2 separate regions of the Homo sapiens genome follow, and region 1 is linked to region 2. The links are chromatin loops, found by intact Hi-C in ENCODE. Cell type or tissue: B cell. All regions are shown on one strand. Links, peaks and the distances in the headings refer to the core of each region. The heading gives the core; the rest is flanking DNA.

Region 1 (10,814 bases), core at 3,062-5,561, 130 kb before region 2:
CTTGGGACCAGAAGACCCAGTTTCTACCGCGGATAGATAGCATCCGCCTTATGCTAAAAGCTCTTTTTTCTGCGGTGGTGGGGGGCGGCGGGGAGTGTTTGGAAAGAACGGTTGCAAAAACAAAACAAAACCCCCAAAACCACTCACCCAATCTCAACCACCCCAACTGATGAATTTCGAAGAAAGTGCTTTTTAAAAAAGAAAAAACTAGAAGACCACAGACCTCCCACAGAAAGCTAAACCCATGAGAGTGGCATTCAAAAACTACCCATTTTCTGGAACATCTTTTGTAGCTAAATCCCAGCCATCCTAGCCCCGGAACACTCCCGCCCTCCGTCCCCGCACCCCCACCCCCGCCGCCACACGCGCTCGCAGGCTGACGGAGGTTGGCGGTGGGGCGGCCGCTCAGGTGAGGGGCCACCCAGTCCCTCGAGGCGCCGGCGGCTGGAGCCCATTCGCTGCCGTCGCAGCAGCAGGGCAAGAGGGGGTTGGCCAGGAGGGGAGGAGGCGGAGGACGCCCGCAGGGAGTGCGGGGGAGGGGGACGGGAGGACGCTAAGGAGAGCCGGGAGGGGCAAAAGCACGGCGCGGGGAGGGGGAGCGGAGAGGGCGGGAGCGGCGGGGGCGCGCGCCGGCGCGGGGCCAGCCTCGCTTCGCCAGGGTCGCTGGCGGACGCGCGCCGCAGTCCGAGCCTCAGACGCGCGGGCGCGGGGGACGGCGCAGGGGCCGCCTGGCTGGAGCAGCCAGAGGGGATAGCTTCGTCGAGAACGGAGGACACCGGCGGTCCAGGGTCCTGGGCAGTCGCGCCAGAGCTGAGCGGAGGGCGCGGCGCGAGAACGTAAGTAGCTCCTTGCGCGTCTGGCGGTGACACTGGGTCCTGCTCGGGGGTGACGGCTGGAGCGGAGGAGGACGCGCGAGGCTGCTGCGTTGTCACTTGGACACCGCCGCGGGGTTCAGCCGAGCGCTCACCGGGCTGGCAGCGCTGCAGGAGGGGCAAAGCAGATCTCCAACTCCCTTCTCCCCTGCAGGCCCCCGACACTCCCGCGGGCGCCGAGAGGGAGCAGGGGGACCTGCGCTTGGGTGAAGGCACAGCTGAAATCCAGCAGCGCCGGCACCCACCACCCCCTCCAGCCTGTGGCCAACTTCTGCTCCGCGCCCGCACCCCACGCTTTCCGGGAAGCCCTGCCCAGAGCTCTTGCTCGTGGGCAGTTGGGCATGGAGAGCCTGCGGGCCCGGCACGGCGGCTTCCCGGGCTTGGACACGGAGGCGCGGGGCGTCACGCCACAGTGCCGGCGGGGCGAGGAGCGCGGGGGCCGGGCCGGGAGCGCACGGGCGTGTGCCTGTTCGGGCCCCTGCGGACACGTCTGGGCGTGGGCTTTGTTCGGAAGTGCGTACACCTGTGCTGACCACGGAGTTCGGGGGCGAGGCCGACTTCGCTTCTCCAGTCGCTGCCTGGAGAGGGCTCGGGGAATCGAGGCGGAACGAGAGAGACACGGAGGACAGAGGGGTGGGGCGCTTGCGGGGGCTTTGTCGGCCTTACAGGTGCGGGTCCCGGGAGTCCCTGCGCCCCGCCCTGCCTCCGAGGGCTGGGACTTGTCGGGGCCGGCGCACCGGGCTGGGGGCTGCCTGGAAAGATTGCTTTCCCAGCCCAGGCTCTTAGCGGTGGGATCTGGCATCCGCTCCGCCCGGGATGCTGTGTTGAGCCAGGAGTGATTACCCGCCCTGGAGCATCCATCTCGCAGCGAGCGCCATCTGCGCCGAGCGCCGCCCCCGGCCCCCTCCACGCCGCGCGGGTGGGCGCTGCCGCATCCTGGTCCCAGGCGGTTGGCCAGCTCAGCTACTCCCGGCCCGCATCTGCTAGAGTGCGGAGGGGGACGGGGTGTCGCAGTAGGGTGAGCAAGGGAGTCGTCATTTCTCCCAAAGCGGTGTCCTCAGGGCCGCAAGCGCTGCTGGAGGGCTCCCCGGGCCCCGGGGCTGGCGAACAGGCCGCTTCCTTCCCCGGATCGCCTCCCCTCCCGCCCGCGCCCGCGGCCACATCTTCGTCCCCCGTACGCTGGCGGGTGGCCCCTGCGCCGCGGGCACCGAGGGAGGGCGCCGAGCGGTGGCGTTTCTTTCGCACCCCGCCTCTCTCCTTCCCTTTTCTTCGCATCAGGGGCTCCAGCCCTTGGCTACCACCGGCGCAGAACTGTCCTGAGAAGAAAGCTTTCTTTTCCTTTCCGAGTCCCAGATGGTTAACGCTCAGAAGTGCGGGTCTAAGAGACTGGGCTCTTCCTCGCCCCAGGCTTTTGCAGGAGGAGATGGAGCCAAGTGTAATGAGGCAGGAAGCATTGGTTGTGCACCAGGAGCTCCCCCTGGGGTGGTCCTGGAAAGGAACACAGTAACCTCTGAATACAAACCTCGGAGGCTGGGCTGCTTTATGGGACTGCATTGTGCTAACCATGCCCTGCTGTTAAAATATTGTAATAATGGCAGTACTTGCTGAAGTACTGAAATGGAGTTAGGCAACTGATACTTGCTGCTTTAATGGTAACGATAGCCAACCGGTTTTGAGAGCTTTAGATGTGCTGGGCGCTGCGCATGTTACATGTATCATCTCATTTAATTCTCACAGCAACCCCATTTTAAAAATTAGGAAATGAAGGCTTAGAGAAACCAAGTAACTTTCCCAAGGCCACACAGCTAGGAAGTAGGGGAGTGGGATTGTTTTTGTCCTTGTGCTTTACAATCCAAGACTGAGACTGTGGCCTTTTGGAGGCTTATCAGTTTAGGGGAAACCTAAACCACTGAGTGTTCAAAACCAGGGAGATACATTACAAGCCCATTTAATTCGGAGCTCTGCAGAACTCACAGTAGCAGGCAATATTGTGATTCAGAGAACTGTATTGTGGAATAGCCTTTTATTCCCATGTAACTCCTTTACATATTCTTTTATTCCTGTTAGCTTTTAAGTACGTGGCTGTTAACCCACAATCCAACCCATTACAGTCACTGAACAACATGTTCTTAGTAACCAGGGCCTCTGTGATTACATAGATGTTCCTGGCACATCATAAAGTTTCATAAAACTTTTTTTTCTTTAAAGAAAAGGTCCCCAGCCCTGAATGTCCTTTGTACACGGTTTTGACTGCAAATGAGTTACTCCTCAAATTGGATGTTGAGTTTGAATAGGACCCTAGCATCCAATCTTAGGAAATCATTCTATTTCCTAAATATATAGAAACATGTGGGGGCATTTATGAAGATGCTCCATGTTAACTAGTAAAAAAGGAAAATTTGAACCAAAGTGGAATCAGCTATTTCTGGAATAGCTTTTAGAATTATAATTAACTGATCAATTGGAAAAATTGATTTATTTTGCATTCATAATCCTACTGACTCATAGTCTTGTTTCAACCTTCTTTTTACTTTATTACAGGAAAGTTGCTAAACATTTTACATAATCCAGGAATTTTAGAGCTGTTAGAGGACTCAGGCAACATTGTATCTAACTAATCCTTCGAGTTTCAAAACAACTGCAATAGGGCTCAGCCTCGTAATGCAGGGTAGTGATGAGGTCTTTGGACTGAAGGCCATTGCCCTTACACCACATCATTTTTGTTAATGCTACGGTAACAGTGAATAGAAAGCAAAGCATCTTTGGAAATAGTACTTCCTGTGAGGCCAATACAACAATGATGGCAATAATCGCTAGGTGTAAGTGCTTCAGAAGTGTGAGGGGGTCCTGAGAATGTATACACCTGGGCTGTAGAAAATTTCAAGAATCATTTCAAATAATGCTTTCATGCAGGTGTAATTTTCCCTGTGTAACAGATTGAATATAAATAGACTCTACAGATATTATATTGTGTATGTACATAGGAGCTGTTGAATGGAACTCTACAGGAAGCTTTTCCGTTAAAAAGATTTCATTCATTCATTCCTTCATTCTTTAATAAATATTTACTGTGTTCCAGGCAGTGGGGATACAGTGGTGACCAAACAGAATATCTGTCCTTGGGAAGATTAATTCTAATTTTATCATCTAGCTACATACTTCATCACACAGAGTTTTTTTCACATATCACAAATGCATAGCCGATGAACTTGCACAAACTGAACACATTGACTTAACTAGCACTCAGATCAAGGAACAGTGTAATGCACATCTGAGAAAGCCCTCTTGTGGTCCCTTCCAGTCATTACTCACCCCAAAGGGTAACCACTGAGGCACTGAGGCTTTTTCCTTATATTCTCACCATAGATCAGCAGCTATTGGAATCTCATCCTCATTTTCAAAGAGTACCTACCATCTGAGAAGCTCGGTAACCCATAGCAAATTTAACTGGAATGTAGAGCTTCTAACATATTCTTTAGGAAGTTTTGTGCATTTGAATCAAAAGACTGCTTTACTTCAGTCTTCAGCTGTTGCAATGATTGATGAAGAGGAAGTGATTTGAAAATTACTAAATACATTTAGATATGCTTTTCCCTTAAAATTTTATGCTTCCCTACCTGAAGCATCCCTTCCAGGAACCTTCCTGGCAGGTGAGGACAGAGGAGAGAACTGGATGCTAAGGGCAAAAATCCAGTGACTTATTTTACTTAAACATTTTACTGCCTTGGCAAATGAAAAGCTCCTTCTGTTTAAAACAGCCTCTATTGGGATCAAAGGCTGAAGTTTCTTCCCCCCCCCACAGCATTAATGAGATATAATTGACAAGTAAAAGTTGTATACATTTAATATGTACAACATGATATTTTGATATATGTATACATTGTGAAATGATTACCACAATCAAACTAATAAACACATCTATCACCTCACACAGTTAATTTGTGTATGTGTGGTGAGAACATCTCATCTCCCCAATTCCCCTACCCACTAGCAATCACCATTCTACTCTCTGCTTCTATGAGTTTGACTGAAGTTTCTAAGAATAGGAAGATGTACCAAAATGAATTGACAAATTTTTATTTTTTCTCTTAAAATTGAAGGCTACCTGAGGAAGGAAATAGGGGAATGGCTCAGCCTTCAGCGTCAGCAACTGTAAATCCTTCATTATCAGGTTGTCTTTAAATGGGGCAGCAAATGCAATATGTTTATTTAAAAAATGTTTTTGCTAAGTTTTTTATTGTAAAATATATATGACATAAGATATGCCATTAAACTATTTCTAAGTGTATACTTCAGTGGCATTAAGTACATTCACATTGTGTGCAGCCATCACCACTATACCTCTCCAGAACATTTTTTGCCTTCCCAAATTGTAACTCTGTACACATTAAACAATAGTTCATAACCCCTCAGCCCCCAGCCCCTGGCAACAAACATCCTACTTCCAGTCTATGAATCTGATGACCCTAAGTACCTCATATGAGTGGAATCATACAGTATTTATTTGTCTTTCTGTAACTGGTTTATTTTGCTTACCATAGTGCCTTCAAGGTTGATCCATGTGTCAGAATTTCCTTCCTTTGTAATGCTGAATAATATTTCATTGTATGTATATGCCACATTTTGTTTATCCATTCATATGTCATATATACTTGGGTTACTTTCATCTTTTGGCTATTGCAAATGATGCTGCCATGAACATGGATGTACAAATATCTGAGTCACTGCTTTCAATTCTCTGGGGTATATACCCAGAAATGAGACTGCTAGATCATATGGTAGTTCTATTTTTTTTTGAGACATCGTTATACTCTTTTCCATAGTAGCTGTACCATTTTACATTTCTGCCAACAATGCGCAGGGGTTCCAGTTTGTCCACATTTTCTCCAACACTTGTTATTTTCTGTTTTCTTGATAATAGCCATCCTAATAGGTTTGAAGTGCAATCACTGTTACTTTTTTTTTCTTTCTTTGTTTTTTTTTTTTTGGAGACGGAGTCTCGCCCTGTCACTTGGGCTGGAGTGCAATGCTGCAGTCTCGGCTCACTGCAACCTCTGCCTCCCTGGTTCAAGTGATTGTCCTGCCTCAGCCACCTGATTACCTGGGATTACAGGCACCTGCCACCATGCCCAGCTAATTTTTGTATTTTTAGTAGAGACAGGGTTTTACCAGGTTGGCCAAGCTGGTCTTCAACCCCTGACCTCAGGTGATACATCCACCTTGGCCTCCCAAAGTGCTGAGATTACAAGCGTGAGTCACCACGCCCAGCCACTGTTATCTTTTAAAGCTGTAAATTAATATCTATATATTCTGAACAAGTCATTCACAGCATTTCTAATTTATTGGTTTAACATTTATTAATATGGAGGTATATGGTTTTCAACAAGTATTAATTGATTACATACTTTGTGCAAAGCAAGAAATTGATGTTGTGGAGCATATGTGTTGTAGTCCAAGTCCAGGATAAGCCAGCATTGATGGCATACATTCATGGTATTTTTCTAAAATGTTGAATTAAAGTACCTATGTCTGTAATACACTTGTGCTAAATGATTTTGCTATGAGGATAAGTTAAATAAATATGCTTTTTTTACTGCCAAAAAATGGCATTATTATTTTAATCTAGAACAAGAGCAAATTTGCCTCATATCTGAAAATAGAAATATTCTTATGCTGAATGTTTAGGGATGTACTGGCATTGTAAATTATAGTTCCACATTGGGCATTTCTCCCTACCATTGAATCTTCCAAGATGACAGCATAAACCTTCACCACCCAATTATAATTGCTTAGCTGAGCTAATAAAAAAGATGTGGTGTCAACTTAATTGACCTATTTTACTGGCCTACAAGATTGGAATTTCAAATTAGAAAAAGGTAATTTTTAACAGTCTGATGGAGGGTTTCCATCAAGTGACTAAGAAGCTAGTGAAGATAAAAAAAAAAAAAAGCCAGTGGTAAAGGGAACAAATTATAACCACTAATGCTCCTGTACTCACATACTGTCCTAATGGCATATTCAGTTCGAACACAGGAATGATGAATCTTACTTGTATTATGTGCTCTCCGAATTTCTTCCATATTGCCCTGGACTAAAACATGGTTTAATTCACATGAGAATGAAAATGACAGGTACTGTCAGGCAAAAATGATCCTTTTGAAATTCTTCTCATTAAATAATGGTAGGAAGGGCTGGAAACTATATTTTGAATATATATATGTTGAATATATATATATGTTTAAATTTTATTATGTGCATAGTGTGTTGGTTCAAAACCCACTGTAACCAGAAAAAAAAAAAATCTATTTCTAGGGCAATCTGAGGGAATCCTGTAGGAGGTCTTCCACTGGGTAATATGCAATGAATTTGATTTATCTTTCTCAAGTGGGCTGAGAGCATTCAAAAAATTCAGTATGAGTATTCAGCATGTAGTGATCTTTTCTCCAAATTTCAACTTTAAAGCTAATTTCATGCCACTTTTTGATGTCCTTGGCATTTGAATGGCATGATTTATGGCATGCATTTTTGATGAACATTTACAGACTCATATTCAACACCACTAACAGATTCTCTCTCAAGGGAAAGGGGAAGTACTAATCTCCCATTAATTATGCCTTAAGGTAAGAGTGGCCTGTCCAAAGAGTTTTGTCCTGGAGTTTTTTGGTTCTTTGAGGAAGGATGGCTTGCGAGCGAGTCCGCTGCTGCCTTCCAAAACCTGGTGTGCCTTTTCAGTCCCTTACCTCAATAGAGAGCTGAAAGGACAAAAGTGAACAAAGGAGGCCTGTTTTGCCTGCCCCACTTGCTGGGCTGTTGTCTTGGCCCTTTTCAGTGAAGGGAGGGGGGAGCTGGGTCAAAGTTGAAGAACACTGAAAAGGAATTCAAGCTTCATGTTGAAATTTGAATTATAGCTTCAGTTTGAGTGCCGAGTAGATTAGTTCGAATTGAAATTTGTGAATCTGTGGAAGCTTAAGTGACAGATGGTGTTGGAACAACCTACATAGAGCTGGATGGCACACCCGAAATGTTGAGTGCCCAAGCGAGGCACTTGGTAAACATCTAGTTAACTGACAAAAGTTTTAAAACTGTAGGAAGTTCAGTTTGCTGCTGTACGCTGCATTAAAACATTGGACTGTGTGAATTAAGGGGAGGCCCCTGTGTCTGGCGCTCACTCAGATGCACTTGTTCCCCCTAATTGCATTGCAAATATTCTTCTGACTGTTCTGCGGCTTTCCCCTCTATTATCTAGTTGAATAAATACAGAAATGCCCAACCAGCTTCCCTTGTAAAATTGCATCGCAGTGTTGTGGTGTTGTCCACAGATTGTTTTGATGTGCAACAAGATACATCTGTCCTAAATATTGTCTAACCAGTGTTTTTTCTTCCCAGATAAGTATATTTATGAAGTGTGATTTTGGCTTTCTGCTCCCGGTGGGAGTCCATCACTCTTATATTTACTCTCGAAGTTTTTCATATGGCACATGGTTTTCCATTCATTTTGGTAGGCAGCATCTGATTGAAAACATTTCAGTAGGAAACGTTTTCTAGTGTGTGCATCACTAGAATAATAAAAGCAGCTACTAGGAGGTAGAGGGTACTAGAATGTATTATAATAAGTGAAATAAAAAGCAATTTTGGGTAATTTGAAATTCTTCCTGGTATTCTGTAAAACTGCGATTGGAAATGGAAAAATTGTAGTATTTGAAAACTGAAAAATTGAAAGTTGAAACATCACCAAATTTTGCTTTCGCATCTTTGACTGCTTAAATGACTCGACATAGTCTTTTCTTCTGATGTTAGTAGCATGATGGCTAAAAGCCATTTTTGTAAATGTATATTTAGTACATTCAAATGAATATTTCTACTTTTAGGGAAATAACATTGACATGGCAATATTTGAACAGTTAGTAACATGGAAATTCCAACATAATAAATACTCTAATGTGAACAACATCTAATTTACTTCAGAATGATTATATTAACTTACACGACATGTTGTGTTTTACATGAATCATGATATATACCTTGTGTGTTTCATGAATTTTAAGGTAAATTTCATTTTAATAGATGTGCTGGGGTTTAAAAAACTCCATGGTTATGTTTACGTTTCTAGTAACAGTTACTGTGATGTGAAATTATAATGGAAGGTAAATAGATGTCAAGGGTTCACTGCTGTCCTAAAACCATGAGGGGGTTCATTAAACAGCAGAGAGGGAGTGAGTTCATGATCAGACTCATTACCTCTAAAGGTAATAGCTTAAAATTTGAAAGAAAGAGAAAGGGAAAAGAATAAAAGTTTTTATGGCTATTGCCTGGCTAATGGAGAATAGTCTCCACTTCATAGCACTCAATACGAAATATTCTAGGGATATTTTACTGTAGTACTTTGGGTCATTGCAGTAACTTGACATCATAAAATAGAAATAACTCATAAGTCACCTTACAAAAATGAAATATGATAAGACATTTACATTTAAAAGAAATGTATTGAGAAGAATTTACTAAGAATTGAAAGCTAAAGTTATTTCAGTGTAACATGCTTAAATTCCTAGCCAAATCCACTCTATTTTCCAGCTGTTTTGTTCCTTTATGTACAGGTGGCCCTAGCTTGAGAAAGTTAGCATATGAAAATGTGAACTTGGTCGGGCGCAGTGGCTCACACCTGTAGTTCCAGCACTTTGGGAGGACAGAGTAGGCGGATCATGAGATCAGGAGTTCAAGAGCGCCCTGGCCAGCATGGTAAAACCCCCTCTCTACTAAAAATACAAAAACAAAAATTAGCCAGGCATGGTGGTGCGTGCCTGTAATCCCAGCTACTCGGGAGGCTGAGGCAGGAGAATCACTGGAACCCAGGAGGCAGAGGTTTCAGTGAGCCAAGATTGTGCCACTGCACTCCAGCCTGGGCAATAGAGCGAGACGCTGTCTAAAAAAAAAAAAAAAAAAAAAAAAAGAAAGAAGTGAACTTGGCAAACCCATATGGGGTGACTGTTCACATCAAAGAGGATTCTTCACTTTGCATAAGGATTATATGATGAGTGAGCTGCTGTAATGTATCAAAGTTCAATTCATGAAAAATTTTTCAGAAATATCTAAGTAGAGACTCTGTTGAAAGAGCAAATAGATACCAAGTGAAACCTAAGCAAATAAGGCTGAATAAAAATTAGTAAAGAGGTAGACAGGTGGGTCTGGGTGTGGTGGCTCATGCTAATCCCAGCACTTTGGGAGGCCTGGGCGGGCAGATCACTTGAGGTCGGGAATTTGAGACCAGCCTGGCCAACATGGTGAAACCCCATCTCTACTAAAAAAATGCAAAAATGAGCCAGGTGTGGTGGTGGGCGTCTGTAATCCCAGCTACTCAGGAGGCTGAGGCAGGAGAATCACCTCAACCCAGGAGGCGAAGGTTGCAGTGAGCTGTGATCATGCACTTGCACTACAGCCTGGGCAACACAGCGAGACTCCATCTCAAAAAAAAAAAAAGACATAGGTTGTAAATGCAGAGAGAACATACGATTGTATAAAAATATTTGATATTTGCTCTAAATAACATTGAGGGGCCGAGTCTGCATGATAAAGAAAAGCAGATAACTAGTCATCCAGGCATTGGGGGCCCTTGCTTATCTTAGTCAGCTTTCTCCATGTCTCCTAACTTCGGAAACCATCCTTGCTCTGTTCTGCGAGGAGCCTGAGCTGCTCTTCACATTATGCATGGTGGTATGTATCTGAGAGCCCCCAAATTTGATAAATGAGTGTGTGCAAGAATGAATGACTGAATACATGAATATTGCAAAATGTCAGAATGTCAGGTGGATCTTTGTTGGGGAAAATTGGGGGGTTTTGTTCTCAGCCCTGGTTTGAAGACATAGATAGATCTAGACCATGAGAAACCAAACATTTATAATTTCATGCCTGGACTCTGTAGATTGTAATTTGCTTGCTGGTTCTAAA
Region 2 (10,814 bases), core at 3,536-6,035:
TTTGGCATTTTGCCTATCAGTAAATTATGAAAAAGCAATAGGATGTCAGTCTGCTGTGCCATCAAATTATCTGTGGGGTTCCTGGGTCTCTGTACAGTATTTACAGAAACAGATGACTCCTGTGGCACTTTCCTCAAATGACGTGACACTTAACTTGTCTCCACTATGCAGATCTGCAGTGTTGAGAAACACACTCTTTGATGCCTGGTGAGCTTCTTGGCATAGCATAGCATTTCAGGAGAGAGGAAAGAAACACTTGGTTAATTCATTTTTCCCACTTAGTTTATGGGCTACTTTAACAAAAACTTTACCTCATGTTCAGCCAGGTAATTGACACTCTTTTTACTTCCTGTAGAAGAATTTCAAAAGAAAAGCATCCATCATTTCTGTGCTAGGAGAACTTATAAAGACATTGCAGAAAAAAACTGGCAATGAATGTGAACTTGGGCCATTATAAAGGCCTGCTAAATAATGTCAAAAATAAAGATCATGAAGGTAAACGAGTAGCTCCAAGTAGAACTCTTGCATTCTGGATGAAGTCCTGAAAGAATCATCTACACATCTTTTCATTCATAGATGGTGTCTGTTTTATTTCTATTTATTTAAAAGAAATACTTACATAGCATCTGCTATGTGCCAGGCACTGAGGTAAGTAATTTATGAATATTAATTCATTTAATCCTCATAATAGCCTTCCAAAGAAGGTACTATATTATCCTGATTTTACATATAAGGAAACTGAGGCACAAGGGCAAATATACCACACATGCATTATGGTGTTTAGAACTATAACATTTGCATAGTAAGTACTTTATTAAAAGCCGAAAATTTCTGATTATATCTATTTTTTTTTTTAAGTTTAGAGACAGGGTCTCACTCTGTTGCCCAGGATGGAGTACAGTGGTGCAGTCACAGTTCACTGCAGCCTTGACCTTCTGGGCTCAAGGGATCCTCCTACCTCAGCCTCCTGAGTAACTGGGACTATTACAGGTGTGCACCACTACACCCAGCTAATTTTCTTTTTTATATAGAGACGAGGTCTCACTATGTTGCCCAGGCTGGTCTTGGACCCCTGGGCTCAAGCAATCTTTCTGCCTCGGCCTCCCAAAGTATTGGGATTATAGGCACGAGCCATTACGCCCAGCCTGCATCTACTTTGATCAGAATTTTGATATATATATTTTTAGGTTTAAATGAAAAAATATTTCTGTAAAAAAGTACATCTAATATTTTTGTGTGCTTAAAATGGATACTAAGCATTATAAGGATATAATGGTTAAAATGGATACTAAGCATAACTAAGAAAATTAGTCACATTCCTGTAATGGATAGGTCTGGACAATCTGAGAGATTGAGGGAAACAGAAAGCTGCGTGTACATTTTGGTGCCACGAATCGCCTCCTCTGGCCCCCAAAATGGAACTGCCTCTTTCAGAGTGTGTTAAACCAGATGATAAAATATAATAACCTGATGAGCTTAAAATGAGATACCCCAAATTACATTTTGGAAGACAGAGCTGCTTTTGTGAAAGGAGTGATTGCTGTCAGGTCAAGACAAAGAATTAGTTCAAAGGGCCCCCTTCTGCATGGCCATCCCAGTGGTCCTGTTTTGGTGGGACGGTACCCATTCTTGTCGTAAAATGACAGATTCATTGATAGATTGTGAGGAGCCTGTTAAACCCAGTACCTCTATTTACCAAAAATTATTTTGAGTAGCCCAGTGAGTAACTACTGCCGCAAAGTAACGGGCACAGTGGGAGCCAGAGTGAGAAACGGGCCTGCAGAAACATTTCGTGTTTAATGGGTCTGGAGCTGTAGTGAAGCAGTGTGCTGAAATAATTCTGATTAGGCTCGGTCAGGCAAGCTGCTTAATCAAGACTCGTCTCTCCTCCATTGAGCCCTTACTGCTCAGAGCACAATCACAGTTTAAAGCACCATTTTAAGTAGTCCTTCCACTGTTCTTGAAAATGCAACCTTTTTTCAAGTTGGTGTGTGAGCCTTTTTTATACCTGTGGGAATAGCTAACTAGGAAAAGAAAAGGTTATGTTAACATATTAATAGGAAAACATGGACAAATTCTTCTTTCCAATGGAAATGCATATTTAAATTTTATAAATGCACTTGAAAGAAATGATTGGAAAATACCAAAAGGAGTAACACTATAAATCATAGTGTCTAACCTGGTTTCTGTAATCAGTCATGTGTGTTGTATCAATGACTAGGCAGCTGATTATTTTCTGTTTTCTATCAGCTGGTACCACTAGTAACACATATACATAGCAGTAGATATGTAATCAAGAGGAAATAAGTTTAAAGGCTTTCCTCCCTATTTCTTTTATCTTTTGAAAGAATGAAAATCAGAAAATGATTTCCATTTTTCAAGTTTTTATTAGCATAAGTCAAGGCTCATTGGGACATATTAAGCAGAGAAATGGATGTGCAGAGATAGGAGCCAGTCAAGATTCTCTGATGTCTCTACTTGGTTGGGTTTCAGAGGTCATGTGATTACAGTCATTGTTGATCTCTCTGACAATACGCTTTGAAGGAGATTAGGTTACATGTTGATTGTGCTTTTGTGAAGAAGGGCATTATTCTAAGCAGGTCTTTAAGAATTGCTGAAAAGAGCTTCAAAGAAATATATTCACCCATTGTTCATGTAACAGTCACTGTAATAAATGCAGAACAGTTTTTCAGGTTTGGAAGTGAATAACCGTAATTGAAAATACAGTAAATGGACACTTTCAAAACTTGAATCATAGCTGGTGAATGAGTTATAAACCTGCTTCTCTTGAAGTTTTTCCAGAGAACCTGAAAGCTTGAAAAGCAATCATTAGAAGTTTAAGCAAAATAAATGGTTAAGGATTTGTGGCGGCCTCAACAATGAGGTCCTACTGGACATAATACATTTTAGAAATACCTTCTATTACTTTTTAAAGGTCTTATCATGAAATATAATCCTAATGTATTATGCACTCTAATGAAAATACCAGCTCACTATTCATTATTTATTTGTGTACTTAGGTACCAATAGCATCTGGCTTAGAAGAAGAATAATAAGCAACATGTTAAAATTCTTACAGCTTGGATGGGTGAATACTCATGACTGTGGGTACTAGAGAAGCCCAAGAGAGGAATGAAATTCAGAAATAAATAGGTAGGGGGAAAGAAAGTAAGAAAAATAGTTATAATATTTATTTTTACTGAGATCTTAAATTAACTGAATCAAATAGAGTTTCTAGGCTTCCATGAAAGAAAAATCAGAAATGACTGTTGTGAGTCATTGGACAGCAAGTTCTACCATCTATGTGATGTAGGTTCTGAGGCTGAAATAAAGAAGCCAGTCTCAGCAGTTATTGTGTCTTGTCAAAAGGAATAAAAACCCAGATGGCCATTCTAAAATGTTATTTTGAGTTAGTACAAGATTTAAAAAGAAAGAAGAAACTATGTAACAGCTTTACAATCTCCCCCTCATAGGTGAAAATATGGCAGTTACTTTCTTGAAACAAGATTACCAAATCATAACCTATTGTGTGTTTTGCTAAATCATTTTGAGCAACCAAACAGATTTTTCTTGCTTCTAAATGGATACGAAGAAATGTTTAACTCCCATTGTATTGCCACAAAGCCAGGCTGATCACCCTGGGAGGCCTGGGAGGTCTGAGCAGCTTTGGATTGGCTGTCAGGAGCAGGACTTTAACATTTTACTGCACATGGGCCAGCCACAGCAGGGTTCAATTGCCAGTGCTTTTATCTGCAGAAATGTGCTGGGATGGGCACTTTGTTTAAAATTTCCCTTTGCTACTGGGAGGAAATGGAAAGCAGTAAGATAACTTCATTTGTAAGGTAATATCTGTGCTTGTTTATGTACTTTATGGAAAGTAATGTTTGACAGTCCAGAGACTGGCTGGTTTTTGTTCCTCCTCTCAGGTATCGTTTTAATGATTTGTTTAAAACCGAAGCCCAGATTAGAATTGTATTCCATCTATAACAGCTTGTCTGAAGCTTGATATTCTCTGTTCATTGATTTGGTTTTATTTTGTGTGCTATTGGTTAGTGGAGTTTGTTTCACATAGCTTGTTTAACACTTAAAAGAGGAACTTTCGTGGGGCAACTGACAGATATGGTTTGAATATTTTTAGTAGCAAAATGTGAACATATTGTAAAGAAAAATTAAGTGCTGGTATGTTTGTTTGTCATCAGGGTACATCCACAGGGTGTGTTAAGATGTAATTTTAATGCTTTTGTCATTCTTTCTGTGGATATTTGTTTTTAATAGTCTCACAGACCATTTTCATATTACCTTAAGACAATTTTCTAGTTAGGCCTTATTCTCCCTTATTTTCTGCATGCCTGATGTTTTTGAGGATAGTATAATACTTTTTGTGTGCAAAGTGTAGCATAAACTTTACTCATGTATCTTTTTGATTAAAAGCAGAATCTACTGTCATTCCCTCGGCACTAACTTGAGAGTTTCCCTTAGGTTTTTTGTATTGATTCTCCTGTATTCCAGAGAGTTCAGTGGTCAAGAGGATGAGAGAAGCTGGATGAAGGACACATTTTTTAAAAAATATCATAATTGGATGTGTTAGCTTTAGCTCTTGAAACATCTTCAAAGACCATCTGTAAGATTATACTCCATGCTTCTCAGTTCTTTGAACCTCATGAAATGAAACATGGTGTGATTATACCTAATGCAATTTGGTTTCAAGCTAGTATCTTGAAACCAAAGTTTTGCATCTTTAGAAACACCCCTGAAAATACTCATTATCTGACTTTTATTACAGCTGGACATGAAGCAAGTGCATTAAATACACTCTGCCATTTTCCTAGGGCAGTTTTTCTATTTCTGTTCAGATTTTTGATGAACAGTAACAAAATCTGATGAAAGTCACCAGAAAAATAACTTATGTTTGTATATAGTGCTTTATAGTTTGCACTATTCAGTTTGATCCTCTTAACCATCCTCTGCAAAGAGAGCACGTCTTATTAGCCACATTTTAAAGATAAGTGAGATTTAGAGAGACTAGACTGAGCAGCATGCCTCAAGCTACCCAGCTAGGAATAGGCAGAGCTGAATTCCCACCCAGGCATTCGGACCAGTATCCTTTCCAAAATGCTGTGTTGGCTCCATGTGCTGGATATTTGCTTTAAAGATCAGACTGTTTGGACTAAGCCTCTTAATAGGAAGGCTCTGGCAACAGCTGGTGTTAGGTAGATTAAAAATAAAATCAAAGACTGTTTGGTTGGAAAGTGGAAATAATCAAGAGAGTGAGGGAGAAGGGAGAAAGATACCAAAATAACCAAGTGTTGTTTAAAGAAGTCAAGGATAAGGGCAGCATGATACATGGGTTTCATGATTGCCTCTTTTCTCTCCTTGAAAAAGGTTTTTATCCCTCAGGGCTGCTTTCTCTTGTCCCTGGTCTCTTTGAGAAATTTGCTATGCATCATCACCACAGGCCACTGTGAATTATAAATAGGAATCTAGGGCACTTTCCCCAAACTTAATATCTACAGTTCATGGCCAGAAAATAAAGGATCAAATCTGTAAACCTTCCCTAGGTCTCATGTTTACTTACACAATATTGAGAATAATATGTTTCTGCTGTTGAGTTATATTCACTTGCCACGTCTTCCTTCTTTTCATTCTGAATTTTCTTGCTCTTCAAGTGACTATGCTTTTTAGTTTAATTCTACTACTTTGTTAGCCCAGTTCTCTTGACTTTCCTGATTATAGTTTGATTTTCATGGTTTCTTTCCATTTTTCTCAGGAAATCTTGCTAGAGATACTATACTGTGTAATACTTAGCCTTACCCTGAAATTCAAGTGAAAATTGGAATGCTTTTCAAGCCCGGGCCCCAGTTGAAATACTTACTGCCATGCCATTGATATAAATAAGATTGTAAGAATACTCTTTTACTTGGTTCTTTCCTCAGTATTCAAAATGTCTTCATAAGTGGGAAGTTCTTATTCACATCAGTTGTCTTTGGTACCAATATACTACACAAACCAGTTCTGTTAATCTGTTACATATGATTTTTTGAATCAAAACATAGAATTAGATGTATCTTTTTATATTAACTTTGTCTTATTGAACACAAAACATGTGTATGCGTAGATTTTTACACATACGTGTGCTTATTTTTAAATTAACATTTATTAGTTTTTCTGTTGAAGATTACAAAAAGAATTTAAAATAATGAGATACTCAGCACTCAGATACATCATTCTGAGTGAGGATAAAATATTCTAAAGATTTAAAGATTGACTAGTACATAAAGCTATAAAATTATATGTAAATATCTCCCCCTCAGATTCCTTTCCCCAAGGTAAATGCTCTTATTCATCTTTTGTGTATCTTACCAGAGATACGTTCTATGCATCTAGTGGCCAAAATTGATTTTTCAAATAAAGAATTTCAAGCTAACACTTATCTGATCACTCTGTGGAGTTAATTCACTAATTCAACTAATATTTACTGATGCTCTGTTTTAGGCATTGTTCTAGGCACTGGGGATATAGCATGAACAAAACAGACAAAAATTCCTGCTCTCATAAATCCTACATTCTGGCACATGAGATTAAAAAAAAAGATGAATCAATAAGACATGTAGTAAGTTAGATCATGATAAGCGTTAAGGCAAAAAATAAAGCAGAGAATGGAGGTGGGGCATCTAATGTAGGTTACCTTTTTGGACAAGGCAGCCAAAGAAGTCTCCATAGAGATGACATACAAGAAAAGCCCTGAAGATGAGGGGGAAAGCAACGTAGATACTGGGAACAACTGAAGCAACAGATTGGAACTCCAAGATCCAGGAAAAAAAAAAATCTTTTCTAAATGTCAAAAGGTAGGTTTTTTCCTAATGAGTTGCCCAAGATGAAGGAAAGAGAGGTAATTCATTTAAAGTAATAATCCCTTAATTAGAGTCATGTACCACTTCATAGATAGAATGAAAGTTCTCATTCTTAATTATTCTGCAAATAAGATGACCCAAGTCATGAGTAGGTGACCCAGGTCACCTACCTAGAGAAGATGCCATGGTAATCCAAGAACTTTCTGCTTACACATTTTCTCTTCTCCATTGGTTCTGAAGTTGCCAAGAATTTTTTTTCTAGGTTAGCTGAAAAGACTAATGTATTTTCCTTCTTTTCCCACAAGAACCATTTCCAGAATCTTCCCTTTGAGTAGTAGCCCTTGCCGCTACCTTTCTAGAGAACGAGGAATAATGCTTGAATGCAGCCACCTCCTTTCTATTTGGTGGAGGGAGGTTTCACTCCTATTGTTTTTAAGTAATCAGGGCCTCAAGGGTTAGGTTTGCCTGGTACGTGGTGTCTGATTACACCAGCCATAGCTAAAGCTAAAAAAAAAAAAAAAAAAAAAAAAAAAAGTACAGTGCCAAATATTACACAAACAGGAGTTAAAAGTCAGTGAGCATTTCTTTGGTTAATATGGACATAACAGCATATGAAAGCAGGTTGACAATTTGTTTCAAAAATGGTTTTGTGCACTGCTATTGGGACTTAATTAACTTGAAATACAGATTTGTAGACGTTATTGAAAGTGGAAGCTGTTGGCCTCATCCCATTCTTCTAAACCTAATCCTGCTCCTCCTTACCACCCAGCCCCCGACTGGACAGGGAGGCTTCCATGTGGCCTTCATCCATTCTGTGATGCAGAGCCTGTTGAAGAAAAGCAGGTGTCTTTACAGAGAACTTCAATAGAATCCTGTCAAGTCATTTGTGGTTTTGGAGCATAGTTTACTTGCTGATTTGACTACACCCAAATTTGGCCTGTTTGAACCCTTTTAAACAGGGTTCAAATGCTTATCTGATGTGAAGACAAGCATTATTATTGACAGGGAGGAATCGGGAAGGAAAGGCTTTAAAGGAAAAAAGTTTGTTAGGGAATGAAGTAACTCAAATAAGAAACCACAGTTAGAGAAGAAGGGTGTGTTTAATAATTGAAAGCTGTGAAACTCTACCCATGTGGCACCCCCAGGATCATGCCACTAACCTCTGCTCTGGACTATTGTAAGAGCCTTTTATGTGGTCTTCCTGTCTCAATCTCACTCCCCTTCAGCCTATTCTCAATACAGCCTATTCCACCCTTCAAAATGGAAGTCAGGTCATGTCACTCCCCTGCTCAGGACTCCTCCAGGGCTTCCCATTTCACTCAGTGGAAGCCAGAGGTCTTGCCCTAGATCATGTGGTGCCCCTTTCCATCCCTTACTTCATCTCCCACTGTTCTCCTGCTTGCTGCTCCTCTCAGCCACCTGGCCGCCTTGCTGTTCTAAGACAGGCAAAGAGATTCCAACCTCAGGGCCTTTGGATTTGCCCGGAACTTTCACCTTGCCTGCAAAGCCCTTTCGCAGTGGCTCTCACATTCACAGCCCTCAAATCTCTTTGGAATTACACCTTCCAAGAAGGTTTTTCCCTGACCATTGTACTTAAAATTGCAGCCCCTCTTTATCTTCACACTCTATTTTCTCACCATACTTTATTTTTTGCAACCTAAAACACAATATTTGTTTACTTATTTTAATTACTATTTATCTTCACCCACTAGAATATAAGCTATTGAGTGCAGAGATTTCTGCCTGTATTATTTACTGCTGTCTCCAGCACCTGGGACAGTGTCTGGTACATACTAAGTACTCAGAAACTATTTGCCAAATAAGTTAATAACTTGTGCAAATTTAAGTGGGAAAAAGAATTTGCTTTCTCTAAGAGTAATAAAAGTCTGGGGATTGCACAATAAGGATAAAATTCTTAAAATGAAAGAGATTTGGTGAATACACAGCCCACATCCACTTATAGGCATGTTTCCTGGGTGTACTGGATAGCTGATTCTGAAGGATAGGCCTTGGATGCCTTCAATGTCATGCTTAAATGCAAATGATGCTGGGAATTGCAATGGAGAATAATGAAAAAATGTGGAAATGGAATGGTGGAAATAGAAATTGGTTGCTTTGCTTCCAAAGTAACGATTTTCAAAGCAAAGGAATTGAATAGGAAATACATTAACAAAAACAGTGTCTCTGAAAATGCAAACTTCATTCACATTCTGATCTGTGCAATTTTTCAAGCTCAGTGATCCAAGGTCAGAGGGCGCTTGTATTAGCATAGACCTCGCTTTGTTAATTCACCTCTGACTAAAACCCCTGAATTCCTTATTATGATAGGCCTTCCAATGACAATAAAACCAAGCTCTCATAACACCGGTAACATTTATACAGCACTTAGGCAATTCCTAAATGAATTGTCCCCAGAGACCTTGAGAAATAGGTCAGGATTATTAACCCCATTTTGTACACAGAGAGGAAGTAATTTGCTTAATGTCACTTGGTAAGCTATTTAATTCATAATTTGATTGCTTTATTTGTAATAATGGTTTGTTTAAGACAGGCTATGTTACATTAAAGATGACCTCTTTAAATGGGCAGCTTTATATTTGAACTTAACTATAGTTAGCAACCTGCAACTGATAATATTCCAGATTTCTTTTAAGATCAGTGTTTCATAACCTTAAAATGGGAGACTGATTTAGAGAACTGAGTGGTCAGAGACTCCCAAAGCCATTTTGATATTGATCAACATTAGGCCACTCTCCTCCGCTGACACTACCGAGATATCTATAATGCAGGTTTAGGTGTGATTGGGAGTCCTCCCAAGCCATAATTTAAATCCTTTTAGAATTCCCTTGCCTTTTTATGCTCAAAAAGTTCCATTTGGTTCAAAAAATCAGTGTAACTAAAACAAAATCAGTGTTTGCAGACAACTAAGAACTAGAGACAAAGTCCTCATTAGGAGGTCCCAAGTCCCAACCAATAGGGAACGTGGGATAAACATCACAGAAGCTACATCAGAGTCATATTTGGAAACCACTTTATTTTGTTTCTGTTGTGGTTCATTCCTTTTACTTTCCAGAACAGTACTATGAAAAGACTTCAAATTCAGTTCAATGAGCCTGTCAAATATTCAGGAAGTTGTGAGGAAATATAAAGTGAGGGGACTACTTGTAAGTTCATGTCTGTATCAAGGGAAGACTAGAAAACTAGAACATCTAAAAAGAATGTTGAACCAAAAATGACTTGCCAGCTTTGAAAAAAAACGAAATGTCTAGTCTTTATCCAACTGTTTGAAAGTTTTTCAAAACTTCTCCTCATTTCATCTTTATAATGAGATTTATTTACTGCCAACAGCAACAAAAAAAGATGCACAGCCAAGTTATAATTCTAATTTTTTAAAAAAGTCTTCCTCGCCTTCCTTTTAAGGAAATGCATTCATTCTCCTTCACTGTTCCTGAATCTGCTTTACTATATTTTTATGCCTGTCTTTACATCTGGTTTATTATTTTTAACACCTGCTAGAATATGAGCTACAGTTTTGATACCAACGGCCAAGTTAATTGGGCATATAAAAGTTTGTTTGAAAGAAGAATTTTACACATGAAACTTTTGAAAGATTTTGTATGCAATTATGTTAAAATTGGTCAGACCAAAGTGTAAATGGATAGAGCAATAAAATTACTAGGTCTTAAATCAAATCAGATTAAACTTTAAGATCTTTGTGAGCCTCAGTCTCAAAAAGTGATGGTCGTAGAGGCCTCTTTGCAAGTAGGTCTTACTTCCCAGGACCTATAAAAACAAGGGGCCTTTGGTAGGTGGTATGGTTTGTATGTTTTGCCCCCTCTAAATCTTATTTTGAAATGTGATCCCCAATGTTGGAGGTGGGGCCCAGTGGGAGATGTTTCACTCATGGGGGTGGATCTCTCATAAATGGCTTGGTGCCCTCTTTGTGATAATGAATTACTGTGA

Evidence for each region. Peaks named below come from ENCODE experiments on the same cell type or tissue, not always from the same donor. Only the 100,000 strongest peaks of a DNase experiment are listed, where the experiment ranks them.
Region 1: it touches region 2 in a loop (2.2-fold over the local background); 2 of 110 quality-filtered maps call a loop at or near these places.

The regions. Positions count from the first base shown.
Region 1 is chr7:108,446,265-108,457,078 of GRCh38, reverse strand. It overlaps NRCAM (neuronal cell adhesion molecule), which reads left to right and starts at 643. Exons shown (of 33, transcript NM_001037132.4): 1 at 643-836. In B cell, for the core only: CTCF peaks have their summits at 3,965 and 4,176 (motif pointing left); a DNase peak (open chromatin) is centred at 4,158; H3K27me3 peaks cover 294 bases.
Region 2 is chr7:108,321,449-108,332,262 of GRCh38, reverse strand. The region is part of intron 2 of NRCAM (neuronal cell adhesion molecule); the gene reads left to right. Among named protein-coding and RNA genes, the nearest start is that of NRCAM, 130 kb to the left of the region's middle. In B cell, for the core only: no CTCF peak of the experiment used is centred there; no DNase peak of the experiment used is centred there; H3K4me3 peaks cover 825 bases; H3K27ac peaks cover 1,631 bases.